Regions from separate parts of the Homo sapiens genome. Here region 1 is linked to region 2. Evidence: chromatin loops called from intact Hi-C (ENCODE). Cell type or tissue: A673. All regions are shown on one strand. Each heading gives the region's core, and the rest is flanking DNA. Links, peaks and the distances in the headings are about the cores only. Region 1 overlaps LOC107985840 (a long non-coding RNA gene). Region 2 overlaps EIPR1 (EARP complex and GARP complex interacting protein 1).

What was found. A loop is a pair of places that touch in the nucleus more often than their neighbours do. Peaks named below come from ENCODE experiments on the same cell type or tissue, not always from the same donor. Only the 100,000 strongest peaks of a DNase experiment are listed, where the experiment ranks them.
Region 1: it touches region 2 in a loop (17-fold over the local background); 9 of 110 quality-filtered maps call a loop at or near these places.

The regions. Positions count from the first base shown.
Region 1 is chr2:3,170,434-3,186,080 of GRCh38, reverse strand. LOC107985840 (a long non-coding RNA gene) reads left to right here. Exons shown (of 4, transcript XR_001739257.1): 2 at 1-58. Among named protein-coding and RNA genes, the nearest start is that of LINC01250, 52 kb to the right of the region's middle. RefSeq lists enhancers at 4,754-5,509, 5,510-6,267, 7,026-7,783. In A673, for the core only: a CTCF peak has its summit at 6,627 (motif pointing left); a DNase peak (open chromatin) is centred at 6,620.
Region 2 is chr2:3,296,202-3,311,848 of GRCh38, reverse strand. All of the region lies in intron 3 of EIPR1 (EARP complex and GARP complex interacting protein 1), which reads left to right. Among named protein-coding and RNA genes, the nearest start is that of EIPR1, 74 kb to the left of the region's middle. RefSeq lists a silencer at 5,019-5,189. In A673, for the core only: a CTCF peak has its summit at 8,056 (motif pointing right); a DNase peak (open chromatin) is centred at 8,088; H3K4me3 peaks cover 411 bases; H3K27ac peaks cover 1,112 bases.

The DNA.
Region 1 (15,647 bases), core at 3,011-11,010, 120 kb after region 2:
GGAGCGGCGTGGACAGCAGGAGCAGCATGAACTGCAGGAGCGGCACGGGATAAGAGAGGTAGGAAGCTGGGAGCGGGAGGGGCTGTGTAAAGGAAACAACAGGAGGAGTAGCCCCCCAGGGCCTGTGACCACAAGGAGCTTTCTATTTCTTTCTTTTTTTTTTTTTTTATTGAGACGGAGTTTTGCTCTGTCGCCCAGGCTGGAGTGCAGTGGCGCAATTTTGGCTCACTGCAACCTCCGCCTCCCAGGTTCAAGCAATTCTCCTGCCTCAGCCTCCAGAGTAGCTGGGATTACAGGCATGCGCCACCACACCGGGCTAATTTTTGTAGAGATGGGGTTTCACCTTGTTGGCCAGGCTGGTCTCAAACTCCTGACCTCAGGTGATCTGCCCACCTCAGCCTCCCAAAAGTGCTGGGATTACAGACGTGAGCCACCGCGCCCGGCTGAGGATCTCTCTCTTTAAGAAGGAGAAATATCTGTGTTTCTGAATGCGGATAGACTAGTCCAGTGGAGAAGCACAGAGGGGGGAGAAGGGATATCCTGGAATAGGAAGGCGAGGGTGTGATCTGGTGAGCAACTCCAGATGAACAGGGTGAGAGGTTCCGTTAGAGAAAGCGAGTGTGCCCCAGGACAGCACCACGTGGGACCCAATGCCATCATCAGTGCGGCCATCGTCAGTGTGGCCATCGCCAGTGCGGCCATTGCCAGTGCGGCCATCATCAGTGTGGCCACGGTTTGGGCGTCATCAACAGTACTTCTATTTGTAAAATGCACACACATTCAAACACAGGACATAGTTTTATCTTAAGGACCCCTTGTAAACAGAGCAAGCATCCCCCTTCTGAGGATTTTGAAACAGGCTAGGGGCACCTTGCCCGGCTCTGTCCACCGACCGGGGCATAGGCCATGTCCCCTTCATGCAAGTCTCTCAGGCTCTGCCTCCAGCAATTCTTACCCATAGGCAGCCCAGTGACCTCTAGGTGACTGGTTGGACAGCTGGAACAGTTAGGATGCAGCCATGCAGAGACTTTGGGGTTCATCACCAGCATCCTTTGTTGCCCATGCCATTTTCAGAGCTAAGCCTGCATCCCTGTGCGTGGGGTGGTGGAGGGGCTGCACTGGACACCCCTGCGCGTGGGATGGTGGAGGGGCTGCACTGGACACCCCTGCGCGTGGTGTGGTGGAGGGGCTGCACTGGACACCCCTGCGCGTGGGGTGGTGGAGGGGCTGCACTGGACACCCCTGCGCGTGGGGTGGTGGAGGGGCTGCACTGGACACCCCTGCGCGTGGGGTGGTGGAGGGGCTGCACTGGACACCCCTGCGCGTGGGGTGGTGGAGGGGCTGCACTGGACACCCCTGCGCGTGGGGTGGTGGAGGGGCTGCACTGGACACCCCTGCGCGTGGGGTGGTGGAGGGGCTGCACTGGACACCCCTGCGCGTGGGGTGGTGGAGGGGCTGTGCTGGACAAGCCTCCTGTATAGATGGGGTTCTTCCCTCCTTTACACAGAAGCTGTGTTGAAGGTGATGGGATTACATGTGGACCTTCTTTACCAGGACCTGGGGGGCTGGGAATATGGGGAAAGAAGTCAGCCTCGACCCGTCCTCCTGGCCCCTCTGTGCAGTGTCAGGTGCTGTGCGGTGTCGCCTGTGGCTGTGGACGGCAGCGTCAGTGCCAGAAAAGATGAATGTCATCCATGGTGTGCCCTGGCCGGGGCCTGACTTACCTCGGCACGTGTCCAGCTGCACAAAGCAGGGTCATTAGTAACCCACTTTCCCCGCAGGCGCCTCTGCAGCATGGGCCTGGCAGGGCTAAACTGAGAATCCAGGAGCTGTGTGAGATTGGGAGCAATGGGAGATTTTGGATTTAACACTTTTCAGGAGCCCCTTCTGGTGTGGGCTGCCCAGTGAGTTGGCGCTGCTCTTAAATGGCCGGGCTGTGGCTCTCCATTCCTGCTCTCTGCCTGGCCGGGTGATGGGAGGGAGGGTTGGCGCTAATTGAGAATCATCTTCTGACACCAGCAGGCGAAGCCCTGCCAACCCACAGCAAGCATCACGCAGCATCCTCAGGGTGTCCTGGTGAAGCCCTGCCAACCCACAGCAAGCATCACGCAGCATCCTCAGGGTGTCCTGGAGCTGGAGCCGGAAGTCCCCCTCCCCACACCCGGGGCACATGCTGCATACTGCAGGGACACACTGTGTGGGCTGCACCTGCCCCATAATGTGTGTGGCTCGTTCAGAAGAGCTGTGGCTGCTTCCTCTGGGATGTGAAAAGCTGCGGTGTTGGGGGCAGGGTGTGAGAGCACTGGATGGGCTCCTAGGGGTGTCACCAATGACATGAGGACAGCCCTTGTTAGTGGGAACTCCAGAGGGCCAGCTTTAGTTCAACAACAAGGACCCCAGACAAAGGTCTTGGGGGACGGAGTTGGGAGGAGCAGGCCTTCAGCAGGGCGGGTGAGCCTGCTGGTGTTCTCCCTGAGACACTGTGCTAGGCCCTGCAAAGGCATCTCCTGTAGCCAGGGAGGCAGAGACTGAAGACACCAGAAATGGGGGGTGGGGGATCAGAGGAGGGAAGGAAGGGGTGAGGGACAGAAGGCAGAGACCAGGTCAAAGATTTGTGGGCCCCTGAGGACCTCAGGGCTAGAGAAAGTGGGTGCCAGGCAGGGGACAGTCAGGCTGGGTTGGATAGGTGGGTGGGTAGAAGGGTGGATGGACAGATTGGGTGGGTGAGTGGATAGTGGATGGGTGGGTACAGGTGGGTGGATGGGTTGATGGATGAATGGATGTGTGGATGGATTGGTGAATGGGTGGGTAGATGGGTGAGTGGGTGGATGGCGGGCGGGTGGGTGGGGGGTAGGTGATGAATAGTGGATGGGTGAGTGGATGGGTGGATGGACAGTTACGTGGATGGTGCATGGGTGGCTGGATGGGTGGGTGAATGAATAGTGGGTCAGTGGATGGGTGGGTAGATGGATAGGTAGGTGAGTGGGTGGATGGATGCATAGGTGGGTGGATGGATACCTGGGTGGGTGGATGGTGAGTGGATGAGGGTGAGGGGTGGGTGGGTAGGTGGATGGGTGTGTAGATGGATGGGTGGTTGGATGGGGTGAGTGGGTGGGTGGTGGTTGGATGGGGGTGGATAGGTGAGTGGGTGGCTGGATGGGTGGATGGATGATGGGTGGGTGAGTAGGTGGATGGATAGGTATGTAGGTGGGTGTGTGGTTGGATGGGGTAAGTGGGTGGGTGGTTGGAAGGGGATGGATGGGTGGGTGGGCAAGTGGATGGGACAGTGGTTCGTATCTTAAAACACTAGTAGGCGTCATTGGGTCTGGTAATCTTACCCCTAAAGGCTGAATGAGGAGATGCCGAGTTTGGAACATTTCTAGAATTGGGTCCTCACTTTCAGTAAATAACCCAAAGCTCTTAGTCTATCTCAAGATAAAGTGCTTGATGGAGAGACGAAAGGATAATTGAAATACTGCCTTGTATATTTGTATGAAATATGTGAAAAATGAAAGTTCTTAATTCCTTTGAGACATTGAAAGCCATAAGCTGGGTCATTTAAAAGCAAGATCCCCTAAATAGAGATGGATTAAAATGGAACTTCCAAAGGTATTCTGTGCTACCAGTGAATTCAATGTGACTATTTTGCAAATAGAAAGCAGTACATAGAAGGCCATTTCCTAAGAATCAAGAAAAATGGCTCCGTAACTGACTGCACCCCTCCGTTGACAGGTTTTGTCTTTTTGACTTCTCCTGATACTCACTTTTCTAATGTAAGATAACCTTAAAAACATGTCCCATGCACCAGTAGAGTGGCCGAGCTTCCAGAACAATGCAGGGGCTCGGAGCCTATCACAGATGCCCCAGCAGTTACACCGTCATGCGCTTTATGGTCTCAGGAAGTGACGATGAGGATTGTGATTGACTAGTGTTTACTGAGCCTTGCTGATTGGATTTCTGCATGGCTTATTGAAGAGGCACTAAAAATCACATAGGGAACAGCCTGCGAGTTTCTGGTTTGAAATGCTGCCTTATGTGTAATAGCAGTTAATGAGGGTTTATTAAATCAATCAATCAACTAACCATCAATCACGGTCCTCTGACCCAGCCTGGCTTTTCATGGACATCCCCGCATCTCTGTCATAGCTGACATTCTGATCAAACAGATGAGCGACCTTTCCTAACGACGCGTCAGATCACCTTTGTCTAGATTGGCTCTTCTTTGCAAATCCTTTGGAAGTCCTCCTCCACCTGGTGAAATTCTGCTCATTCTTGAAAGCCAGCTCCAGTGTCATAGCCTTGGGGCCTTTCCCTGTGTCTCCTCCTTCCCTTACTGTGTCCTGGAATCCAGCCCCCGGGCTGCCTGATGGAGGAAGGAGCCCCATTTCCTGGTTTACATGGGCTTCCATGTCAGTGCTGGAATACTGGAGAGCATCCCCGTGTCAGGAACGCTGGAATAGCGCTGAGCGTCCCTGTGTTGGGAACGCTGGAATAGCGGTGAGCGTTACTGAGAAGTGAGTGTTCCCGTGTCGGGAACACTGGAATACTAGTGAGTGTTCCCATGTCGGCGCTTGAATAGTGAGCGTCCCCATATCGGTGCCCCTTGTCCGTGCTGGAATAGTGACCGTCACTGTGTCAGTGACCCGTGTCCGTGCTGGAATAGTGAGCATCCCTGTGTCAGTGCTGGAATAGTGTGCATTCCCCTGTCAGTGCCCCTTGTCGGTGCTGGAATAGTAAACGTCCCCGTGTTGGTGCTGGAAGGGTGAACGTCCCCGTGTCGGTGCTGGAATAGTGAACGTCCCCGTATTAGCGCTGGAATAGTGAGCATCCCTGTATCGGTGCTGCAATAGTGAGCGTCCTCATGTTGGTGCCCCGTATCGGTGCTGGAACAGTGAGCGTCCCCGTGTCGGTGCCCCGTGTCGGTGCTGGAATAGTGAGCGTCCCCGTGTCGGTGCTGGAATAGTGAGCGTCCCCGTGTCGGTGCCCCGTGTCGGTGCTGGAATAGTGAGTGTCCCCGTGTCGGTGCTGGAATAGTGAGCGACCCCGTGTCGGTGCTGGAATAGTGAGCGTCCCCATGTCGGTGCCCCGTGTCGGTGCTGGAATAGTGAGCGTCCCCATGTCGGTGCCCCTTGTCGGTGCTGCAATAGTGAGCGTCCCCGTGTCGGTGCTGGTAGAGTGGGCGTCCCCGTATCGGTGCCCCTTGTCAGTGCTGGAATAGTGAGCATCCCCATGTCGGTGCCCCTTGTCGGTGCTGGAATAGTGAGCGTCCCCGTGTCGGTGCTGGAATAGTGATCGTCCCCGTGTCGGTGCTGAAATAGTGAACGTCCCCGTGTCGGTGCTGGAATAGTGATCGTCCCCGTGTCGGTGCTGAAATAGTGAACGTCCCCGTGTCGGTGCTGGAATAGTGAGTGTCCCCGTGTCGGTGCCCCTTGTCGGTGCTGGAATAGTGAGCGTCCCCGTGTCGGTGCCCCTTGTCGGTGCTGAAATAGCGAGCGTCCCCACGTCGGTGCTGGAATAGTGAGCATCCCCGTGTCGGTGCTGGAATAGTGAGCGTCCCCATGTCGGTGCTGGAATTGTGAACATCCCCGTGTTGGTGCCCCTTGTCGGTGCTGCAATAGTGAGCGTCCCCACGTCGGTGCTGGAATAGTGAGCGTCCCCGTGTCGGTGCTGGAATAGTGAGCGAGTGGGCTCACTCCTTCTCCCACCCTGTGCGTGGTCACAAGAATAATTTTCCTTAAAATCAAAACGTGTGGAGATGCTTGCCCACCCTTGGCTCCTGCACTTGCAGGTCAAGTCCCACCTGTTGCAGCCTTGTGTTGAGGCACTCAACAGACCCTGCTTCCTGGGTGTTTCCCTTCACACTCCTCCAGATCAGGCACCCATGGCCTGTCTCCGGGCTCCAGACACTCCCTGCAGCTTCCACTTCTCACATCTTACGAGGCTTGCCCCGACTTATATTGAGTTGACGTGGAAAGGAATTGATAAATGTGCAGTCCTAGACCTGACTGTGATCCGGAGCAATCCAATACATGTTTATTGAGCTGCTACTTTGTCCAGCATGGTCCTCCGGGGAAGGAGGAAGAGACAGGGAGGGCGTGGTCCACGGGGTGCATCTCTGGGAGCTCCCTCCCTGCGGTCTCTGCCTCCTACCTGAAAGCCCACAGGGCTGGGCTGGGAGTGTGAGGCGGCCCCATGAAGGGGCTGATTTCTGGTGAGGGGGACACACGGGCTAATCCCAGCCAAGGGGCCGTGGCGGCTCCGTGCCCCCTGTGTTGGGAAGGGCAGGAGCCCAATCCCTCAGTGTAGGTCAGACTCTGTAGGCTGCTCTGAGAAGGGTGGAGGTGGAAAGGGAGAGCAGGAAGGGGCAGTGCAGGGGTGGCCCCAGGCCCCAGTTAGGCAGCCCCCAGGGCATCGGGCATCAGCCCCAGAGCTTCAAGCTTGGTGTAAGTTGGTCGTCTTCACCTATTTCTATAAATTCATTAAGAGGAAAGCGTAACGATGTCTTTCTGAATGATGGACACTTTGCAGATTACAAAGGGTTTTCGAGAACGCTTTGCTTTTGATAGTAGCATCGAATACAATTCCTGCAGATACAGGAGCGCAAGTTTGGCAGGTGGCGCCCTCCTGAGGCCTCACGGCTCCCTGTGGGTTCGGGTTCGCCTCTTCCCTCCCTCGTTCCTGAGTCGGTTTCTGGGCTCTTCCACTGCATAGACGTCCCTGAAGTGGCCACCTGGCTGCCAGGGCCCCTGTCCCGCCTTCAGCAGGGAGCGTGTTCCAGCTCCAGCTGTTGTCAACAGGGCCCACGAGATCATGGCCCAGTGTCTGCCCACCCAGCTACCTGCGTTGGGCAGTAGCTGGCTGTGCAGTAAGCAGCTCTCACCCTCTCTCTGTGGGCACTGTACTACGGGCACAGCACCCACCCACCCACTCAGTCCCTCCATGCCAGATGGGAGGTCTGGGGAGCCCCTCCCACAAACATGTACCCTGCCTAGAGGCCTGGGACGGGGAGGAAACGCATTGCCAATAACCTCTAAGCTCACAGAGGCCAGCCTGGGACAGAAACATGCAGCTCAGTATGGGGCATCTGCCAGCACAAGTGGGCGGTGAAGAGAGGATGGCTCCCCTGAATCCTGGAGGGGTGGGGGCGCCAGCCAGGCAGGGAGCTGGGTGGGCACGGGAGGGCACGGGTGTCTGAGTGGTGGGACTGCAACAGCAAGAATCTGGCCTGGATTTTAGGCTGTGCTGGGCCTGCACGTGGAGGAAGAGCCGGCCCTGCCGGCTCTGAGGCTGCCTCTGCCCCTAGCAAGGGTAAGGGAGACTCTCAGGGCAGCCTACCAGTGGCCCTGGGGCCATCCTTAGCTTCCCAGGAATGGGTGGCCACAGAACCCTGAGCTGCTCCCACCTGGCAGCAGGAGAGGGTGGGGAATGAGGGCCAGTGGTGTGCAGCAGGCCTGGTCAGGGAGCAGCCCTCAAGGGTGCTACTGGTAGGGTCCACCTGCCTCCCAGTGGTCTTTGAGATGCACCTCTGCAGGCTTCTCCTCAACACTCCTTATCCAGCATGTCAGCCCCACAAAGGAAGGCCTGGGGACCTCTGTCCATTGCTGGGTCCTCAGGGCTTGGCACAGTGCCCTGCACAGAGTCGAAGTGCGGTCACACTTGCTGATGAACCAGCCTGGCCAACCCCCTGGAGCCGCATGGTTCAGGGCTCACAGCTGGGGGCCCTCCAGCGGCGCCATCACATGACAGACCTCAGACTGCTGTGTGCCCTCCCACCCTCCTGATGTGGCACCCATGGACCAGCGGGGTCTTCAGGCAGCCTATGCCCAAGGGGGCTCACCCGGCCCCACAGGCCTTTCCACTGGGCAGCTTCCTTTTCTGCTTTTTTTTTTTTTTTTTTTTTTTGGAATAAGAAGCAGGGTCTTTATCATCATCACCAGTAACAGACTCTAAACCTAGAGGAAAGCATTCAAGAGGTTTTCCTGCTCAGCTGCTGGTTTATTTTAAACTGTCGGAGTTGATAGCCCAATCCACTTTTTGATGTAACTATGATGGTTTTAGAAGATTTAGACATGATTTTTTTTACAGCGTGAAAAAGAAAAATAGAACTGAATATATGATAATGATGAATCCTTCGACTTTTGTGTCTGCAATGGCTTCTAGGCATGAGTTACTGCATAATAATTCATGCCCTGTTGTGTCTTACTGCTTAATAAGCGTGTGGAAAATGGTGATGTTGGAATTGCCTTTCTGTTGTCATTTTGGTGCTGCTGAAATTGTGCTTGTGTGGTAGTTGAGGGGAGAGCTAAGGGCCCTGACTGATGAAGCCATCAAGGGCACCCTCAGGAGAAGCCATTCACAGGCCACCTACCAGAGGCCGGGAAAAATGAAAAGATCTGTCGGCATCAACTTCTCCCCCGAGAAACCACGGGATTTCCTACTAATACGGCCGCCAGCTTCTCTCTCTTCAGGTATCTCAGCCACAGAGACGCTGATTCAGTCCTGGACACGAGTCTGAAGTTGACATTGCATCTTAGGTGGAAACAGCCATTTGCATTTGCGTGGGTGTGGATTTGCTTGCACCCGAGGCCTCCATCACAGGGCATATGGCTCGTGACGTCCAGCTCAAAAATGGCAGGGAATCCTTAGGGCCGCTGGTCCCATGTGGCGGGCCCTGGTGCCTTCCTTTATCATAGTTTCGGGCCACGACTCACCTTCTCACTAGACCGTGAGCTCGTGGGGCTCAGACCCCAAATGCTCTCACCTCAGAACCCACCAGCAAAGGCCTGTGGTTGAGCCAGTCACTGTGAGCCAGAGTGGGATCAAAGCAGGTGTGCAAGGAGTGTCCGCGTTAGTAGCGCAGTCTGCACAGTTTCACTAGTGGGGAATCTTTATTCTGAGAAGTTAATCCAATATGTGTTTTCTAAGCAGCTCAGGGCAAGGACCGTGGTCCAGGTGTTTCTCCCACCACAGTGACGCCTCTGATGCGCACTCGGGCATCGCGAGAATGCTTCGCGAACACGCGCACCCGGCCACTGACCCGTCGCACAGCGAGCCCCAGTCTACGCTGCAGGAAAATGGCACTTGGGGAGGGAAGAAGCCCCGTGGCCAGGAGCAGCCTGGGCCATGTGTGTTACACGCAGCAATAGACGGGTGCTCCCGCCCCTCTCTCTGTCCTCCACTTTCCGGCCAGGAGACGTGGGTCGAGTCCCTTCTCCCCTCTGGGCCTTCCTGTGCAGCTCAGGGAGGCTGACCTGTGACTGCCAGGCTCTTTCAGGTCTGGGCAGTTCCTGTGCCCCAGGGCCAGGCATTCAGGCCCATCAGGCCCTGTCCTCTTCCCAGGGCAGAGCCAGTTCTGTCTGCAGGCTCCCTGGGAAGAGCGCTGGGAGTCAGGGTTAGTGAGGACAGGGCACAAGCTGAACCCTGAGGGCCGCTGGAGGCCACAGAGTCCTGTCCACACCGTGACTGTGACCAGGGCCCATCCACGGATTTCCTTTGTTCTGGTGGGCAGGCCACAGAAACTGGCTCTGGCAGCCAGCGGAGCTGCAGAGTGATCAGGCGACTGCTATCGAAGGCGGTTCCGCTGCCACCACTGCCCTGGGGACCCTCTCAAGGCCTGGGGACCCCTCAGCCTGCATGGGAGGCTGGCTCACTGGTGCGGCCAAAAGCGACCTTGTTTTGTCTTTAGCCGGCTGCTTGTGCTCATGTATTTATACACAGGAGAAAGTTCAGTTGGCTGCGGGAGAAGTTCATTTTGTTTAATTTTTAATCAGAGACCACTGCAGAGTGGCACTCGACAAATTCTAGTGCAGAGGATGGCTCATTGCATGGGGCTCCTAAGCTCACCGACAGAGCCCTGGGCCGCCGCCTGACCCTCCCAGCTGGAGTCAGGCCAGACTCCAGCGACAATTCCGGCATGCTCCACACAGCCCGCCTCCTGCTTCCCCACCTTGGGAGCACCTCACACGAGTGTCCTCGGTGAATCTGCATTTTTAATTCTGCCCCCGTTTTTGTTTGTTTGTTTGTTTTTGAGACGGAGTCTCGCTCTGTCGCCCAGGCTGGAGTGCAATGGTGCGATCTCAACTCGCTGCAATCTCCACCTCCTGGGTTCAAGCAATTCTCATGCCTCAGCCTTGCAAGTAGCTGGGATTACCTGCATGCACCACCACGCCCAGCTAATTTTCGTATTTTTAGTAGAGATGGCTGGTCTCAAACTCCTGACCTCAAGTGATTCACCAACCTTGGCCTCCTAAAGTGCTGGTATTACAGGCGTGAGCCACTGTGCCCAGCCCCCGCTTTAATTTTGTTTGGCTTTGTTTGTGGCATCATTTAGTGGAATGAGGTCACATGGGTTTTGCAGCCAGAGGTCCTGAGTTGGAATCATGGTTGGGCTACTTCACTACCTGGGGCAATGACCCTTCTTCTTCTGGGCAGCAGCGTCCTCATCTGTAAACAGATGGTATTAATGGGCTCCTCCTGAAGGTGCAGGTTCCATGGCAAGATGCACATAAGGTGCCTGGTGTGTGACCAGTATTCAGGCGCTGGTCCCTTCCCTCCATTTCCAAAAGCCCTTGTGTGTTCGTGCCTCCCCAGCTGACCGGAGCATCACACCTCAGGTCTTCCCTGGGCGGTGTTCTGCTCTGAATCCTTCTAAGCATGACAGAAAGTGGACTCAGCCTGCCGGGCGGGCAGATGAATTGCACGAAAGTGTCTGCCTCAGTGTCCTCCTCAAAGGCATGTAGCAGATGCCCTTGGAGTGAGGATGAGCCCTGCCACAGCCATCAGCTGTCTGTGCATCATTCTGAGCAACACCCTGCAGCCTCCCTGGAAAGCTGGTGTTCTATGGCCTCTGCAGCTTGTCTCGGCCTCGCCAGGCAGGGTGACAGAGTGACCTCCTGGCCGGGTGTGATTGTGGTACTGGTCAGCTGCCTGTGAGAGCAGGCAATCTAGCCGCCCTCTGTGGACCTGCAAGGTGACCTCCAGACACCCACGAGGAGAATGTGGTGATGTGGGGAAGGAGGGAACCCCAGGTACTGCAGAGGGAACAGACCAGCCTGGACTCCCCTGTGGATAGAGCCCCGGTGGGTGAGGCACCCTGCTTCCCCACCTGCCTCCAGCATGCAGCTGCAGAGCAGGGACCGTGTAGATCAGTGCACTGGGATGAACAGCCGGGCAGTGTGCAGACAGCGCTGCAGACCCGAGCTGGCCACGTGATGCGGGGGCGCCCGTATGCCCGAGAACTGACAGCTCTTGGAGTCTGCAGCCACACAGCAGGACCTGGTTCGCTCCTGACTTCCTGGTGCACACCCTGGGCACCTTCCCTGTGTGGAGCCCACCTGTGCTGCCCACTGCCCCCACAAAGTTCCTCCTGGGAACGACCCTCTGTAACCAGGACTCATGGGCCATCGTGGTTACAGCTGTGTGCTCGGCCCTATCACATCCCACCAGAGATCAGAGGCCCCGGGAGGCACCTGCAGTGCTGGGGTTGCAGAGCAAATGAGCTCAGAGCCGGGATTCGAGGCCGGAGCTGAAAGGCAGGGCTCAGCTGCCTCTTGTGTGTTGACATTTAGCACGATGTTTGCAGGACTGTGCGTGTCGTTGTGCCTGGGTTCATTGTGGATTTGGATTTCTACTTCATTTTTAATATATTTAATTTAAAGCAACTATCTGATTTCTGGGCTGATATTCAGCAGTCAGAGACCAAAACATGGAGAGAGGGCAATGTAGTTCATGCTTATCTTTGAATTCTTTGTGTCTAGCATGGGGCCTGGGCCATAACCTTCGCTTAGATGTTGCTAATAAGTAAATAAAAAATCAAATTCCATAAATGGTCTGCATCTTATGCAAAATAATGTAAAAGTGTTAAGAGGAGACTATCAAACAAAATGGCAACCATTAGACTTATTTTTAAAGCTTGATCTGTCCCAGTGTTTAGAGCAGAGTGGTATATGATCTGTCCAATGGGGTCGTGGTAAAGTAGTATTTGAGGCCATTCATTCAGCAAACATGTACTGGGCTTCAGATGCTCTGCTAAGTACTCAGGATAGAAAGCAAGTAAAACACGCTCTCCTGCTTGGAAGGGCCTACAGCTTAGTCCATTCATGTGAAACAGTGGAGGTGGGACGTCAGGAAAGGGCTGTCCACAATGCAGGTGCAGAATCCGAGTCCAGGGACCCCATATTCCCCCTTGAGAGGCAGCTGGACATGGGGCAGGGGTTGTGCTCCTCTTTCAAGCTGGCTTGGGCCCCATCTGAGGCAGAGGCAATGGCCTGGCAGCGTCGGGAAAGTTCAGAGGGCTGGTGCTTGTGGCCCCTGTCTCCTGCACAATTAGGATCATAGCCCTAAGTGCCACGCACAAGCCTGAGAGGAGTGAAGGGTCTCCTAACCTTCATGCCTCTACAGTCAGTCCAGACCCTCCCAAGGGGGAACTGCAGAGACCCTCTCGGGGCATCTGTAGCAAATAGAACACTTTGTCTTCACGACAGCCAAGCAAAGTTCTTCCTCCTGCTGAGAGAACAGATCCTGTGTGACCTTCACACCTTCATTATTGGAAACTGCTAATGTGTGTTCCTTTTGAAATGTGCAAGATGTTGGACGTGATAAACTGAGGGAAGATTAAGGTGAGTAACTCCTTTGTTTAAACTTTGGCTTCATGGGTAGTCTTATTAAAGGAAGGGATTTAAAGTGCTTAAAAATTCAATAGGACAAAGGGCATGTTGTGGTTCAAGAAGTGACGTATTGCCATACAGGATGCGATCTGTTCCAACGACCATAAAGCAGTCATCTGAGCTCGCTGTGGTTGGAGCCGGCCAATTATAACACCTCCTGAAGACACAGGGACGCAATCTGCACGCTCCTGCAGGTCCCTGGGACGGCTTGGCTGGCAGCTCGGACAGCTGGGCTCCTCCAGGCACTGCTGAGCCCCCTTACGTCCAGTCAAGGTCATCCTAGCCATTCCCCCGTGGCCGTCTCCCCAGCCAGTGGCTAAAGTCACCGGCAGACCAGCCATTAAAGATGGGACGCCACTTGCTTCCCTTCAACATCCTCTTGGCTTTTTGCAAAATCCTTATCTTAGACATTTCTCCTTATGCTTAAGACACGTCGTTTGGTGGGGTCCTCTCTCAGGGCGAATCCATTCAGGGCTCACAGCAAGAGGGGAGCACACAAAGGAGAAGGGCTGGATTAGGGGACAGGAGCATTGGGAGGGTGTCAAATTCTCCACCTCTGCATTGTGTGGCTTCTCTGAGTGTTTCCTCGTGGGCACTGGGAGGATGATGTTTGCTCTGGGAACCAACCAGTGTCAACATGAGAACCAAGCGCTGCTTGTTGGGCGAGGCCCGAAGAACTGGAATCTGGAGTCAGACAGGCCTGGGCTTGTGTTTCACATCTGCCACTCACTGTGGGGCCAAGGTGGCAAGGACTTACCTTCCTTGTGCTTCGGTGCCTGCATTTGTTAAGTGGGGATAACAGCATCTAATTCATTTTGATGAGGATGTTCTCAGGCTTAATGCTATAATTTATGGAACTAGTGCTTGGCCCAGTGCAGAACCTCAAGGAATGGCAGCCGCTTTTAAAGTTATTACCACGACGATAGTGTTATTATCACTCTTACTCCTACTTCCATTACCATTACTACAGCGCACGGCGCAGAAGCCCTTCAGAAAGCGCGGAGCCCCTTGCAGGTGTGAGGGCTGATTCCGGGTAACGTCCAGGCTCACCTGATGACGGCTGTAATTACCCAGAACTTGCTGCTGGTCTCTCCTGCCGGTAACTCTTGCAGAACAGCCACCAGGAGCCTTTTATATCGTGTGTCATAACACAACTCTGGGTTCTTAGGAAGTTGGGTGTGTAACGGCCCCACCCGTCACAGAAGCAGAGTGCATTTCCAGATTAAAAACGACGAGGACTCTTGCTCCTGTGCGGGCGAGCTGTGACCTGCACTTTGTAGCTGCACACACTGATGTATCTTTGTGCACATAATGACTGCTTCAGGCCAGTGTGTGCATGTGCAGATGGCACTGCCCTTCCCTTCAAGCTGTGCTGGTGGAATACCTCTCACATCCGCCCAGTGAGGCCCAAGCCTCCTCCTGTCTCAGCCTTCGTCACTCTCATCTCAGCCTTTTTCTTCCTAGTCACCTAGAGGTGTTGATGAGTTAGTGCAGTCACTCATTCACATCAACAAACATGTATCTTGGGCCTGCGGTATATAGCAGCACTGGTGATACCAGCCAGGAAATCAGCATGTAGACTGCCCGCTCCGTGGGGCACATGTGTCGGGGCCTCAGAGAGCAGGAGGAGCTTGTGTGCTTTCTGCTTGGCTGGGGAAACCAAATACAGGGACAAAGGGACAAGTCACCCAGGCATCACAATGTGCTCACACACCTGCAGATGCACCGCAAGGGTGGACACCGTGTGGGGCCTGGCCTGTGCCCAGCGCTGGGTTAGAATGTGGCATTGTCCCTGTCCTAGTGAGCTCACGCCTAGATGAGGGACGCTCTGGTGAACACACAATTTAACCTTCAGTAGAATCCAAGCAGGTAAATATCAGGTTTTAGAAGAAGAGAAAGACCACGTTTGGCAAAGAGGCACATGATGGCTTTGAAGATCTGGGAAACGTGGAGCTAGAGGTGAGTGAGGCCTGTGCTGGGATGAGAAATAGGGGTTCAGCCAAGGGGGCTCATGAGATGCAGCCAGAGGGATGGCGCCGTGGTGCACACACACGAGGATCCCCTGCCACGGTGGACACACATGGGGACCCCCTGCCACAGTGGACATGCACGAGGATCCCCTGCCACAGTGGACACACACGGGGACCCCCTGCCACAGCCCATACACAGAAGAGCCGCCTGCCGTGGTGCACTCACACAGGAATGGGATGCGAGTCAGGCAGTGATGAGTGATGGTCCCCCACGCCAGGCAGACAAGCTGAGGTGGAGCTAGGTGGCAAGAAGGATGGTGAGGGGCTCCCGTGTGTGTGCACTGTGGCAGGGGTTCCCATGTGTGCGCCGTGGCAGGCGATCCCCATGTGTGTGCGCTGTGGCAGAGGGTCCCTGCGTGTGTGCACCGTGGCAGGGGCTTCCTGCGTGTGTGCATTGTGGCAGGGGGTCCCCATGTGCGTGCCCCGTGGCAGGGGGTCCCTGCGTGTGTGCGCTGTGGCAGGGGGTCCCCGTGTGTGTGCCGTGGCAGGAGGTCCCCGTGTGTGCACCGTGGCAGGGGGTCCCTGTGTGTGTGTGCCATGGCAGAGGGTCCCCCTGTGTGCACCGTGGCAGGGGGTCCCCATGTGTGCGCCGTGGCAGAGGGTCCCCATGAGTGTGCGCCATGGCAGAGGGTCCCCGTGTGTGTGCGCCATGGCAGAGTCCCCGTGTGTGTGTGCCATGGCAGGGGGTCCCCGTGTGTGCGCCGTGGCAGAGGGTCCCCATGTGTGTGCGCCGTGGCAGGGGGTCCCTGCGTGTGTGCGCCGTGGCAGGGGGTCCCCATGTGTGCACTTCAGGGCAGCGGTTCCCCTGCATGCACACTGTGCGCTCCATGCACACAGATATGAAATTGTGGAACAGACCTCAACACCTATAACTGTGCCTGGAAAGGACAGACTAGCTTGGAAGCTGTTATAATAATTTCAGGTAAAGCGGTTTAGGCTAGATGGAGTGGCT
Region 2 (15,647 bases), core at 4,680-12,679:
TCCCCTCCCACCTCTGGTGCCCCAGAGTAGAGCCCCCCCGCCCAGCACCCCGCGAATGGAGCCCCCCACCACAGCATCCTGCGAGTGGAGCCCCCTGCACCCTGGGACTGGAGCTGCCGCCCACACCTCGTGACTGGAGGCCCCTGGCGCCCTGTGACTGGACCCCTAGCCCTGTACTCTGCAGACACCACCTCATGCCCTCCTGATTCTGAACGAGGGATGGTGGGTGAGACAGGAGTTAGTAGGGAGAATGTCTGGCCTGTCTTAAGCCTCAACATTTTTTGAACTAAATGAATAGAAGAAAAAGAAACTGTTGTAAGAGAATGCCACATGTTCTCAGATTTAAAATATGCCACTGCCTTCTATATGTTCTAAGTGTGAAAAAAGCAAGTCCTTGACCTTATGGGACTTGCTTGTAGCTGCCCCCTCACCCCCATAAAAATCATGCAGAATTACTTTCTAAAAATATTTTTTTTTAATGTGAAAAGAAATCATTTCTGGAATCTCAAAAGATACAAAACTACTAATTATTGTATATTTGAAAATCACATATTTCTAGGAAGAGATCATCTTGAGAGTGTGTAACAGGACCAAGGAGAAGAAAATTCTGTGGGCTTTTTCTGGTCTATCAAATAGTAAAGCTTAGAAGGTGGAGGCACTTGTGTTGATAGAGACCGTTCTACCTGTGCACATACTAGGCCTAAGTAAGTAGTAACCTTGTCTTTGCTTGCCAGTTTTCAAAGCACTCTTCAAGCTATTGCAATGTGATATTTCTGGTAATCGTCTGAGAGTGGGCATCTTCATATGCTCCATTTTTGTAAACAAGAAAATAGGAAGTTCAGAGACATTGGTTTGCTCGGGGTCTTGTACGTAAAATTTCAGAATCAAGTTTCAAGAAAAATTTATTTTTTACCCAGCAATTATTTCCCCTAACATATGGGAAACTGGGCTAATTTGTTTATTTGAAAAAAAAATTGATTGATTTGGGGGAATCATAAAATATTTATCAGTGTAACAAAGTTTAGTATATAAAATAATTTTAAATATTTGTATACCATTGAGACATAGCATACACAAGTACAACTGTACCCTGAAGATTCTTGCGTTAAATATAAATATAAGGCAGTCTTACTACAAAGTTTAGATAAGTTTTTAGTTTTAAATTATCAAGACTTTTTTTTTTTTTTTTTTTTTTTGAGACGGAGTCTGGCTCTGTCGCCCAGGCTGGAGTGCAGTGGCGGGATCTCGGCTCACTGCAAGCTCCGCCTCCCGGGTTCACGCCATTCTCCTGCCTCAGCCTCCCAAGTAGCTGGGACTACAGGCGCCCGCCACTACGCCCGGCTAATTTTTTGTATTTTTAGTAGAGACGGGGTTTCACCGTTTTAGCCAGGATGGTCTCAGTCTCCTGACCTTGTGATCCGCCCACCTCGGCCTCCCAAAGTGCTGGGATTACAGGCGTGAGCCACCGCGCCCGGCCAATTATCAAGACTTTTAAAAGCCTTTGAGAACTTACTGGTATTTCTTCTCTCCCTAAGAAAAATATTAAAAAGGAAGATTTTTATAATACCCTTAGTATCTATTTCCTGTTGTTTGGAAACCATTTGTCGTCTTCAGAACGGATAGCTATTTGCTGTAGTCAATCTTGGGTGACTGTGGAAACATTGTTTTCTGACCTTGGCGCTGAACCAAGCATGCACTCCTAATATATAAACAACTTTCCAGCTCCTTTTTCTCTAACAGAGTGTGGTGACCTTGCCGTGGGCACATAACCTCAGGGGCTGTTCTTGCTTGTGTGGGGTAGTGGCTGTGTTCTGGTGTCTGCAGTGGGGAGACGCGAATATTCCAGTTTGGAGCAGCGCAGGGAGCGTCCCTGCCCTGTGCGTACACGGGCACTGCCAGAGCCTGCACACCTGTGCGTACACAGGGGCGCTGCCAGAGCCTGCAGGGAGAATCCTACCCACACCACCGTCTCTTTCCTAACCCCCAGCTCTGCTGCCTCTCTCCCACATGATTACCTCCTTTGAACAGGTAGTAAGGGGGGTGTTAGAACAGAAGGAGGTGTGGACCGGTCTCTTCAACCTTCACTCCCATCGGGAAGCATCTGTCGTTTTGGGGTCTCAAGTCAGTGACCCTGGTCCTGGTCGAGCGCCGGCCATTTTCATGCCCTCCACTCCCACCTCCCTCGCCCACTGTTTTTCCTTTCCCGGGATGCTCTGGGTTTTGGGAGGTGGGATTTTTTGTAGACTGCATAGGCCGTATGGAGCTGGGTTGTGTGTTTATGTGCGTGTGTTTATTCCCTCTGCCAATCTCTGTCTTGTCATTGGTATACTGAGACTACTGACCTCTAAATTATTGATCTCTTAGGGCTTAACTCCGCCATGTTGTTATTTGTTTTCTGTTCTCTTTGTTTCTCATCGTTCTGTTTCTCTTTCACCTTCCTGAGTTATGTGAACGTTTTTTAATACTCCATTTTGATTTAGTTACAGTGTTTTTGAATATACAACTCTGTAGAGGTGCTTTGATGCTTGCTCTAGATATTACAATATACGTATGTCACTTACCAAACCCACAGTTATTGGCATTTTCCTACCTCGAGAGGAATAGAGGAGCCCCACTTCCATCGAGGCCATCTCTGCCCTCCCACTTTAAGAATATAATTGTCTTAAGTGTTTTCTCTCTGTACATTGACCATCAGATGTGGTGGTGTAATTTTTTCGCCAACCATCAAATATGGTTTAAGAAGCTCACGAGGAGAAAGATGTCTACTGTATTTACTGGTTTTTGCCCATTCGTTGTTCTTTTCTTTCAGAAGTTCTAAGCCTTTTTTCATTATAATTTCTTTCCGTTTGAAAAATTTTCTTTATCCATCCTTTGAGGGTAGGTCTGCTTGTGGCAAACTTCCTTAGTTTTCCTCCTTTTGAAAATATCTTTATTTCCCTTTCATTCCTAAGGATACTTGCAGTGAATATAAACTTCAAGGTTGACAATTCTTTGAAAAATGGAAATATTTGAAAAATATTGTTCTGCTTTGTTCTGGTCTCTGGTTTCGGGTGAGAACTTGGTGATCCAGTTTGAATGAAGAGCAGAGGCTGCTTTCAATTTTCGTTCTTGTCTTTAGTTTTCAGAAGTCTAATCGTGCCATGTCTTGGAATAGCTTTCTTGGGGTGTATGCTACTTGAGATTTTCTCAGGCTCTTGAATCTGTAGGCAACGTCCTTCACCAAATTCGAGGACTCTCTGTCCATTATTCCCACAAATGCTTTTCAACCTCACTTTCTCCTCTCTGGAGACTGAGGCCATCTGCTATTGTCCCGCATTCCTGAGGCTGTTCATTTTTTTTTCCGTCTATTTTCTCTCTGGTCTGGTGTTCAAATTGGACATTTCCTGTTGTTCTGTCTTTAAATGTTTTCTCTGCCATATTTATTGTGCTGCTATTGAACTCATCCATTTGGTTCTTTTTTATATCTTTCATCTCTTTGTTGAAATTTTCTGAGTTTTTCCCTTTATTTGTTTCAAGAGAAGAGTCCCTCATGGAAGCATCTTTATGGCGGCTGCTTTAAGATCATCCTGTCCATTGACTGTCTTTTCTCATTCAAATTTTGATTTCCTGGTTCATGGGAAACTCTGGGTCATATTTCAGTCACCCTGTTTAGGTTTGGGGACTGGGTCCTGGCCTTCTTCCACGGGCTGTGTTTCCAGTGGCAGCTGTCAGAGCCCCACAGTCTGTGCAAGTGGGCCTCATTCTCTGAGGCCTCCGTGGCCACACACGGCCGACAGCGTCGGCCAGCGCTGGAATGTTCTTCCTGGGGCTGGTGTGGCTCTGTTGTGTGTGGGAGACGCCGAGAGCATTCCCAGGCCTGTTCTTTTTTTAATTGATATAGCATAGAGGTACATATTTTGGAGGTACATGTGATATTTTGATACATGTATACAATGGGTCATGATCAAATAGGATCATTTGGGATAACCAAATGGCTAACATATCTTTCCTTTGTGTTGGGAACATTACAATTCTCTTCTGCTATTCTGAAATATACAGTAAAGTTTTGTTAACTCTAATTTTCCTACTATACTATCAAATACTAGAACTTATTCCTTCCATATAACTATGTTTATACCATTCACCAGCTTCTCTTCATCCCTGCCTCACTTCTTTTCCCAGCCTCTGGTAACGGGCAGTCTACTCTCTCCCTCCAGGAGAAGTGCGTTTTAGCTGGCACATGAGCGAGAGTGGGGATGCCGTCTTTCCGTGCCCGGGCTGCTCCTGAGGCTGTGCGCAGGTAGTGGGCAGGGCGGGGCTCTTGTTTCCTGGCTGCCTGGTGCTGCTCCTGCAGAAGTGGGGCTGCTGGTTCTATTGCACAGAGACAGTCTCCATAGGCCTGCTTTCTGGGGCCCCAGCATGGTAGGGCTCCTGCATGAACACTGTGCCACTGAGGAAGGGAGGCACCCACCCCAATGCCCTCTACCTCTGGCTTGGGGCCGGGAGACATTAGGGCAGGAGCCGCTGGGTCCGGGGAGACACTGGCAGGAGCTGCTGGGTGAGGGCTGGGAGGGGCTGTCTGGAGTTTTTGACACATATTGGAATTTGGGCTGGGCACAGTGGCTCACACCTGTAATCCCAGCACTTTGGGAGGCTGAGGTAGGCGGATCATTTGAGGTCAGGAGTTTGAGACCAGCCTGTCCAACATGGTAGAACCCCATCTCTACTAAAATACAAAAATTAGCAGGGTGTGGTGGCAGGCGCCTGTAATCCCATCTACTCAGGAGGCTGAGACAGGAGAATCACTTGAACCCAGGAGGGGGAGGTTGCAGTGAGCCCGGATCACGCCACTCCAGCCTGGGCAATAGAGCAAGACTCCCTCCAAAAAAATAAATAAATTAAAAAAAAAATAAAAAGATTGGAGTTTGAAACCGTATATTTATGTACATCCTAAATAGCAAATATAGGAAAAGGAGTTCTCTTTTTTGACTCTATAACTATACAGTACAGTTGACTTTGAACAACATGGGTTTGGACTGGGGGGGTCCACTTACGCATGGATTTTCTTCTGCCTCTGCTGCCCCTGAGGCAGCAAGACCAACACCTCCTCTTCCTCCTCCTCAGTCTGCTCAGTGTGAAGACGACAGGATGAAGAGCTTTATGATGATCCCACTTCCACTTAATGAATAGTCAATATATTTTCTCTTCCTTATGATCTTCCTAAAAATGTTTTCTTTTCTCTAGCTACTTAATTATAACAATATAGTCTGTAATACATTTGTCATACAAAATATGTTAATCTACTATTTATGTTAGTACAGCTTCTGGGCAACAGTGGGCTATTAGTAGTTAAGTTTTTGGGGAGCCAAAAGTTACACACAGATTTTTCAGTTGTGTTGGGGTTTGGTGCCCCTAAACTGTGTGTTGTTTATGGCCCAACCGTAATTTCATAAAGAAAACCAAACTTCTTATGACAAAAAGTAATATATGATATCACCAAAAACGAGTGACCAGGGAATAAGTTAAAGAATCTTAGATAATGAATTCTGCATAAAACACTAACCTGGGAAACAGAAGGGGGGAAAAGAGAACAAATCCAACCAAATATCCATAGAAACCCAGAATGTGGGAAAGGTGTGTACAGCGCTGTTCAGAGGAGCCAAGGGAAGGGGCGGGGCGGGACCCAGGCCACCGCTAGCATGACGAAATGATGACTTCGGGCCTCTGTCCCTCAGGCTGAATGCGTCTGCGCTGGGTGCCCATGCAGCTCACCCCAGTTTCGTTTTTGTGTCTGTCAATAAGTTCAGCACAGTATTGTTTGTAAAAGGCGTGGCTTTACATTGTAGTGGGCTCAGACCCAAGTGACTGCCTCGGAACTCAGTAGAAAGGGGGGAAGCAGCGATTTGAAATTTTCAGGTCATAGAATTGGCGTGATGATGGTAATATGTAACAAGGAGTCATCTTGTAGGAAAATACAGAATAAATAGGAAAGAAAGGAGAACAGAGCCTATGAACCGCCTGGGAGGAGGTGAGAATTTATCAGAAATGGATATGACAGACACTTAGAAGACTGTCTGGATATAGACATAAATGAAAGGGGTGAGTTGAAACTGTCAGATCACTTTCAGCCTGGCTGTGGGAGAGATTGTGGCGGTGTCGTCAATGGTGAGGGCCTTTCTGGAGGGCGGGCAGGTCCCCCTTTGTCTGTCTTTCCCCGTCTCCTGCACCTGCTCCTCCCCAGGGTTGTCAGGTCTGTGAAGGTGGCCCCAGTCCGTTACTCAATGGGGGCACAGGACAGGAGTGGAGGGCTGAACTGGACGGCAGTGGAGGGTTGAACTGGATGGGAGTGGAGGGTTGAACTGGACAGGAGTGGAGGGCTGAACTGACGGGAGTGGAGGGTTGAACTGGACGGGATTGGAGGGCTGAACAGGACGGGAGTGGAAGGTTGAACTAGATGGGATTGGAGGGTTGAACTGGACGGGAGTGGAGGGCTGAACTGATGGGACTGGAGGGCTGAACGGGATGGAAGTGGAGGGCTGAACTGGACGGGAGTGGAGGGTTGAACTGGACGGGACTGGAGGGCTGAACTGGACGGGAGTGGAGGGCTGAACTGTACGGGAGTGGAAGGTTGAACTGGACGGGATTGGAGGGCTGAACAGGACGGGAGTGGAAGGTTGAACTGGATGGGATTGGAGGGTTGAACTGGACGGGAGTGGAGGGCTGAACTGATGGGACTGGAGGGCTGAACTGGACGGGAGTGGAGGGCTGAACTGGTTGGGAGTGGAGGGTTGAACTGGACGGGAGTGGAGGGTTGAACTGGACGGGAGTGGAGGGTTGAACTGGACAGGAGTGGAGGGTTGAACTGGACGGGAGTGGAGGGTTGAACTGGACGGGAGTGGAGAGTTGAACTGGACGGGATTGGAGGGCTGAACTGGACGGGACTGGAGGGTTGAACTGGACGGGATTGGAGGGTTGAACTGGACGGGAATGGAGGGCTGAACTGGATGGCAGTGGAGGGCTGAACTGGACGGGACTGGAGGGCTGAACTGGACGGGAGTGGAGGGCTGAATTGGACGGGACTGGATGGCTGAACTGGACGGGACTGGAGGGCTGAACTGGACAGGAGTGGAGGGCTGAATTGGACGGGACTGAAGGGCTGAATTGGACGGGAGTGGAGGGTTGAACAGGACGGGAGTGGAGGGCTGAACTGGACGGGACTGGAGGGCTGAACTGGACGGGAGTGGAGGGCTGAATTGGACGGGAGTGGAAGGTTGAACTGGACGGGATTGGAGGGCTGAACAGGACGGGAGTGGAAGGTTGAACTGGATGGGATTGGAGGGTTGAACTGGACGGGAGTGGAGGGCTGAACTGATGGGACTGGAGGGCTGAACTGGACGGGAGTGGAGGGCTGAATTGGACGGGACTGAAGGGCTGAATTGGACGGGAGTGGAGGGTTGAACAGGACGGGAGTGGAGGGCTGAACTGCAGGTGTCAGGATCACATAGTCTTGGTTGCTGGATGTGGAGCAGAACCATGTCTTCTGATGAGGTTGCCTGGGTGATTCTGAGAAACGCTGGGAACCCTGGACACTTTGTTCCTCAGCCCTGGCCATCTCAACTCCGATCTCGCCAGACCACCTCCCCGCGCACAGCACGCTGTTCCCTGGATCTCTGCAGCCTTGCGTGGCGCTCCGTGGGGTCTTGGGAAGATCATCTCTGTGGCTTCACCGCTGCCTGTCCGCGTGCCTGGGCGTTTCCAGCCCTTCAGATGGATCCTTTCTGTGTGAACTTGGTGACCGTGTCTGTCTTCCTACATCAGAGTCAGCAAATCACACAGTGGGGATTTTGTAACAGGAAATCTTTTCAAACCATGCAACAAGTACTGTAAATCGGAGATTTGAGTGATAGGGTTTTATGAGAATCTTCATTATTCAACCCAAATTATATGACTGTATAAGATTTTTAACAGTCTTCCTTTGACAGCGATTGACTCTTTGGGGTTATACTCTGTCTGTTATGGCTGGTCAGCCTGCTGTGATTCCCGGTCCTCCCAGCACCCGATGGATCCCGCCGTCTGCCAGCAGAGGGCGAAGCTTCCCGGGCGCAGAGGCCGCACCGTATCACGTGTCGTCTATTGTGTTCACGGTGCCGGGAAACACTCAGAAGTCAGGTTGCCGGCGTCTGGCGGGTTTGTGGCTGCTCCTTATCTTTGGAGTAGTCTTCCTGTGCTTGGGGAAATTTCCTAGGTTATTAGTCGCATTTCCCAATATGAAAATAAGAAATCTATTTTCCAGTTTCGCTGTGACCCGACTCTGCTGGCCTGAGCATTTGGGTGAGACTGATTCAGACGTGGCAGCGTGAGGGGACAGTGGGGGCTGCCACTGCTGCTGTGAGTGGCGGTCGAGGTGGCAGCAGTGCCGGTGACTTCCAGGTGGTGGTCGGTCCCTGGCACGCAGCAGCCTAAGGCAGCAGCAGAGCTGTGGGGTGGCTTCCTTTGTGCTGGATGGGGGCCGCAGAGACTCCCCTGCTGGGCCATGGCCCTGGTGAGGCTCCGAGCTTGGCCCCCAGAGGCTCCCCTTAGCCTGGCCCTCGGCATGGCTGGTGAGAGTGAGCTGCCTGGCACCCCTCCCCTTCCACCCAGCCCCTCACGTTGATCTCCTTTTCTGCTTAATCAGCCGGAGCCAGCTTTTGTGAATTGCAACTAAAAGTGCAGCAAATACACGTGACGTTGGGCTGTGTAAGTCCCCAGGCTGGGGATGGTTACATAGGTGGACACAAGGGCACTGGCTGTCACCACAACTGAGTGCAGCTGTGAGCCAGCGCCACTGTCACTTTTCAGCGGTCTTCATATTTAATCTCCACAACTCTTGAGTCACAATTTCAGTTTTACAGATGAAAAAAACGGAGTCAGATTTCGTGTCCCTGCTGTGGCTGCCCAGGCCCTCCCTCCTGCTGACCTTGGCCCTGGAGCTTCTGCCCTTTTCCTCTGTTCTGTTCTCAGTATTGATCCCTCTCTGCTGCATGCCAGACGCCCTGCTGGAGCGCCCCGAGCTCAGCCATGCAGACACGGCTGGCCTGGCCTTTGGGAGCCTGTCGTCTGATGGGAAGACAGACACAAAGCAAGCAGTTCACCCAGAGTGACAGTGACAAGGTGGCGGGGGTTCCAGGATGCAGGGAGGGCTGTGGATCCGCAGCGGGCCTGGGCTTCTGGCAATGGCCACTGCAATGGGGCACAACCTCTGGTTCCGCGACGTCACGTCACTGCCATCGCTGTCTTCATCCGGCCTGTCGCCATCCACCAACTGCACTCAGGATCAGCTTGCTAAAGCCCAGCAGCAGAAGGAGAAGCAGCCAACAGAAAAGAACTGGGAGGCAAAGAAAGGAGAGTGTGGTGCTGGGAGGATGAGACAGCATGAGAAAGCCAAGGACCTGGATTTCAGAAGAGGGATTGTCTTCTAATTGCTTGAAACCGCAGTTTGCCACTCACCACACGTTTTATTTAAATTTAAATTTTAATTAATTGTTAACATTTAAATTTTTTGTAGAGACAGGGTCTTGCTGTGCTGCCCAGGCTTCACCAGAACCACAGAATATCAGGCGGTGACTCTGATCCTGTGATTCATTAGACATTGGCCCAGAGGCACCCTCGTTAAACTCAAAGCTGATTGAGTTTAGGAAATCAGGGGTTTTCTTTTTGCTGTATGCCGGAAAGTTTTCAGGTGGCTGGATCTGGAACCCCAAGTCGCTGAGGGAGTATTCTATACACAGGTTTCTTGAATTCAGTTCCACTCTGGAGATTTTCCCACTGCTGGCGTGGCCTCAGGAGCCCTGTAAAAGAGTCCTGTGAGCTTCTGCTTTATCGCATCTGGCAGTCTCTCCGCCTTCAGAGCCCTCATGGTGGTCCTGTCAAATCCTAACTGATGCGCTGCTCCGCCTTCTGGCCTCCTGACCCTTGTTTTAGAAGTGAGAAGCCCAGATGTGAGTTCTAAATTTGTTTTTATTCCCACGTGTTCCTGATAGAAACACCTACCACATCTAACACCTAAGACATTTTAAATGGTGGGTTTGAGTATCCACAGGTATCAAAGATGACTAACCATCCCTTGCCACTTGTCACTTTATTTTTATCCTACTGTGTTATTTTATCACCTTGAGACTGTATTTAATCAGTCTCTGAAATGAAAATAAGAGGTTTGAGGTGTCAAACAAATATTATAAGACCAGAAACACTTTTCTCGTTTGGTTTTGTTTTTAACACAGTTCAGGTATGTTTGGCCACCATTGTGGGTACCTGAGTAAGAACTAATTACTCAATAATGAGCCTGGCCCACTTGGAAGAAGAAAGAGCATTGTCTGACTTAGTGACCTGGCCTGGGAGACTCCTCAGTGTTCAGATGGCTGTCCCCTGGCAGGCACAGGGAGTGAAGGCCAGTTCTCCTTGGAGCATTCTCTAACTTAGTGACCTGGCCTGGGAGACTCCTCAGTGTTCAGATGGCTGTCCCCTGGCAGGCACAGGGAGTGAAGGCCAGTTCTCCTTGGAGTCCCCGGGACCTGCCTCCATGCTTGTTGTTGTGAAGGGGTCAGAAAGAAGATGTGTGTTTGTTGCCGTCTACTGCATCTCACTTGGAACTGAGTCACTCATCCCGGAAGCTGCATCTGAAAAGCAAGGCTCATTGCGGAATCTCATGCAGACACAGAGGAACTTGCGTGCCCGTGATGCTGACCTCTGCTTGTCCAAAGAAACTGTCATTTCCCAAAACATTTTTGGAACTTTTCTTTCAGAAATGCTCTAAAAGTCAGCTTCAGTGCCATCTGAGAAAATCTCTCTGCTGTGTTTTTGTAGGATACTTTTTGGCTCCTGATAATTTAGCCCTATGAATCATCTTTTTCATTCATCAGGCTGGCCTCTGAGATTTTTGACTATTTTGAGAACTGTACCCTGAAAAACAAGATTTCTCCTAATGAAGAACACACAGAAGCCTGTGCTGTTGGAATTGGCACTGTCCGGAGTTCACAGGTTCACTCGCTCACTCGCTGTTTATAACCCATGACATATATACTCTCTTGTAGAAAACATGCCTGGGCGACAGCTGGTTTACAAACGCTTTTGGACCATTAGGTATTTGTATGATTGGGACATCGGGACTTCCCAGCATCATCCAGAAATAAGTGCATTGTGTGTACCTTCTTGTTTTTGTTTTTGGTTGATTCTTTTTTTTTTTCATGGAAATGGTATTGGCAAGAAGGCTGTTTGATAGGGTATTAGCGCGAAAGCCCATTTGACCCTGAAGTACAGCCTTGAGAAACGGACACATTGGAGAGGCTGTGAGGCAAGGATGTGGCCGTGGACATGCAGGTGGCATTGAGGCGAGACTGCTGGGAGCCCAGTCCAGGCTTTTTAGGGAGCAATGATGAAGGCACTGTAAGAGCAGAGGAGGGGTGCTTGCATCCTGAAGCTGAGGCACTGACGAGAAGGAGAGGGGGCGGGCCTGTGTAAAGGCATTTAGATAGACCTGTGCTGGAAAGACCAGAAGCCAGCCATTCATATGTAATCACTGTCTAGGTACAAAGGAGAGTACATGTGTTACAGGGGAAACTGTCGTTTTAATGGACCAAATAGAATTTTGGAGTTTTGACATCTTAAAACTAGTTTTCCATAATATAGGACATTCATTTTGCAATTGTGAAAACTGGGAGGTTAAAAGTCTTGTTTGGGATTTCACAGGGTTGAATTATATGAAATTGCTGAAATTTGACCCTTTTTGACCTATAAGAATGGCAGTTTCATATGGTTCAAACTATTGATTTAGTGATCCAGCCACAGCTGTCTGCACTGGAGTTTGCGCTTTGCCAGGCCAGGCTGCATACCTCACTGGGGAATCTTAGGGTCCCTGTCAAGAGGCACCTTGGAGACCAAATAGTGTGACTCTTGCGTCATAAATTTGCTGAGTCTGGGCTCTGAGCACTTGAGTGACTGGCCCAGGATCACTCGACTGTGAGTGGTGGTGCCGAGACTGGGAACGAGATCCTTTTCACTCACTGCCTAGAGAACCAAGCTTTCTACAGACTGTCAAGAGAGGGAATGCAGCTTGGTGAATGACATCTTAGGGACGTATAAGATTGCATGTAAACTGCCAGGTTGTCTGTCTTCCGTGATTTGGCAAAACCTAAGAAGAGCTTACATAGCTTACACGTATGGCCATAACTCAAAGTGTGTGTGTGTGTGTGTGTGTGTGTGTGTGTGTGAGAGAGAGAGAGAGAGAGAGAAAATATTTTCCTTTCTGAAATTTAAAACATACAAATGGGAATTTCAGCAGGCTATAGTGTCAAAGTCAATAGTATGATTTGCCCATTAAAACAAAAAGCCAATCTAATCCAAGGACTCTCTTTTCCTAAGAGAAGGAGATATTCGTAACAAGGCCGCGCCCAGTCAGATCACATCCATGTGGCATCCAGCTCTCAGAATGCCATCAGCAGAGCCCCAAGCAGAGTCGCTGGGACAATGAGCTGACCCAGGGCCGAGCACTGCAGGACAAGGGGCCAGGACAGTGAGCTGACCCAGGGCCGAGCACGGCAGGACGGGGGGCCAGGACAATGAGCTGACCCAGGGCGGAGCACTCCAGGACAGGGGGCAGTCCATGGAGGCTCACGCGGGAGGCCCTGTGGAGAGACAGACACAGCGACATTCTCAGCAACAGCTAGGACTTGTGATGAATCTTGGCTTCCTGAAGTCCAGAACTCACCCTGGTCATCTCATTACTTTTGAAAAATGAGAACCCCCATTTTAAATGTTTGAGGCTTTTTGGCCTCATTAATAGTGCTATGGTGGGGCTTTCCTGTATCTGTGGGGCTGTTAAGCGGGAGAGGACTGGACCTTCTCTTTCTGATCCCAGGGCAAAGATCTGAGCGCAGTGAGCAGGAGCGGGGTAGGTAAGGGAGAAGTTAACACCGAGTCAGACGATGTCCCCTGGAAGGCTGGGCTTGACGTCTGCAGCTGTCCCAGAGCTGTACGTGTCTTCTCCCAGGAAGCATTTGTGCCGACACTGGAATGCCTTCTTATGGGGGGTGAGTCTTCTGACAGTGGTTGGATAGAGTGTGGTTGGGGGTTCCTTCCCTCATGGAGAGCCCGAGCACCTTAGAGAACACGGCCCCTCTTTGGCTGCTGTCAATCCTTGTGTGGAGCATTTCTGAATACTGAGTGAGCTCTTGGTATAGGAGATCAAGAACCCACGACATCTTCTCGGGGGAGGACACCGGAATTTGCTTGTTGAGATCTGAGGACACTCAGCCAGGGGAGGATCATTATTACAGAACCAATTTACCAACACCATCGAGATCGTAAGATCCTAGATACTATCAGGATGACTTTGGAGGCCATAACTCCCTTCTGATTAATTTTATCTCTTTCAAGGGCATGACGACAGACAAGATGGGTCCAGGGGAAGCAATAGATGTAATCTGACACTAGCAAGACTTGGATTCTCTCCCACACAACCCAGCCATCAATAAAACGGCAGTATCTAGGCCAGACCAGTGGCTTTCAAATCTTGTTTTAAAGCTACCGAACCCATTTTCACAAGTGACAAGGAACCCCAATATATAAGCCTGTAATAGACATATAAATAAAACCCCGGTATGTGAAACGGGTAAGAGTGGGGCTGCAGTGGCAGAAGGAGTGGGCCGCACGAATCTCAAGCCTTTCTCTGCTAACAAGCATCTGTTAAGGGAATGAAGGGAAAATACAATAAATAGAGCAGGAAATGTATAGCATTATCCATGAGTCCCAACTGTCTGAGATGGCAGATCTTTTGGTGATGACCCCCTCTCTGACCCATAGGCTCAAAAGTGCCTGGCACATAGTAGGCACTGAGAAAGTATTTGTTGAATGTAGTGAATGAGCAAATGAACAAAGGGTTTCTCCTAAATCTCCTTAAAAAGCAAGACAAAGCTGAACCCGGGAGGCAGATCTTGCAGTGAGCTGAGATGGAGCCACTGCACTCCAGCCTGGATGACAGAACGAGACTCCATCTCAAACAAACGAACAAAAAAAGAAGCAAGACAAAGCTTTTCATGGTCTAGGAGAGGGGCCAGGAAACCACAGCCACAGCTAATTCTGGCCCACTACCTGGTTTTGTGAATAAAGTTTTATTGGCACCCAGACACACTCGCTTATTTCTGTAATGTCTGTGGCTGATTTTGCTCTACAGAGTAACTGCGATAAAGACTGTGTGGCCTGCAAAGCCAAAAATATTTATGACCTGGCCCTTTACAGAAAAAGTTTGCCGTCCCTTGGACTAGAATGCAAGGGAGAACCTGGCTGTTTCCCCTGGGCATGAGGCTGAACTGGGAGGTAGAACCTCGTAGCTCAACTCTTCTGAAACTGGTTGAACTCCGTTGTAGAAGGGACTTTGAAAATCTGCTCATCTACAGCCCTTATTTAACTGTTAGGGCAAATGCCCACCATCTGCTGAGCCCTGTGCTTACCACTTGCCTCACCAGCGGTGTAAGATGTGAATGGCTGTCTCTGCATGCTGCAGGTGAGGCAGGTGTGGCTGAAACACTCACTTCATGCCACTCAGCCTTCTTTTATACTCCACTGAAACATCAGCCTTTCCTCGCCCCCACCCTCTTTATTCCGTAGTCGGATTCCATCGATGCTGTTTTCACAGTGTCCCACACGCCTCTTTCTTTTGTGGTCACCAGATACATGCTGAGCTCCTAGCATGTGCCACACTGTCCCAAATGCTGGAGCCACAGACACAATTAAGCCCACCTAATCCCTGCCACCCAGGAGCTCATGGACAAAAGGAAGTGATTCTGGTACAGAGAGAAACTGCCACCACCTGCCTGCCGGATGGGTGCCGGGAGAAGTAGATGGCTTCCAGGCTAGGCAGGAGAACAAGATTAGCTCTTAATTGGAAACCCCTAAGGAAACAAGTCAGAGACTCGGAGAGACTTGGTCCTAGACAGCTGAGGTTGAAGAAAGGTCAGAGCCCTGGTTTCACCTGTGAGGACAAAGATGCCCAGAGCTGGATGGGCAGTGTGTGGGTGCAGAGAGGACAGGCTGGATGGACAGTGTGTGTGCAGAGAGGGAACAATCTGTGTGTGTAGAGAGGATAGGCTGGATGGAGGGTGTGTGTGTGTAGGGAGGATGGGCTGGATGGATTCTGTAGGCAGAGAGAGGACGGGCTGGATGGAGGGTGTGTGTGTAGACGGGATGGGCTGGATGGAGGTGTGTATGTGTGTAGAGAGGATGGGCTGGATGGAGGGTGTATGTGTAGAGAGGATGGGCTGGATGGAGTGTGTGTGTGTATACAGAGGATGGACTGGATGGAGGGTGTGTGTGTAGAGAGGATGGGCTGGTTGGAGGGTGTGTGTGGAGAGGATGGGTTGGATGGAGGGTGTGTGTGTGGAGAGAGGATGGGCTGGATGGAGGGTGTGTGTTTGCAGAGGGGGTGAGCTGGATGGAGGGTGTGTGTGTGCAGAGAGAGGATGGGCTGGATGGAGGGTGTGTGTGTGTAGAGAGAGAACGGGCTGGATGGAGGGTGTGTGTGTGTAGAGAGGATGGGCTGGATGGAGGGTGTCTGTGTGTGGTGAGGATGGGCTGGATGGAGGGTGTCTGTGTGTGGTGAGGATGGGCTGGATGGAGGGTGTCTGTGTAGAGAGGAT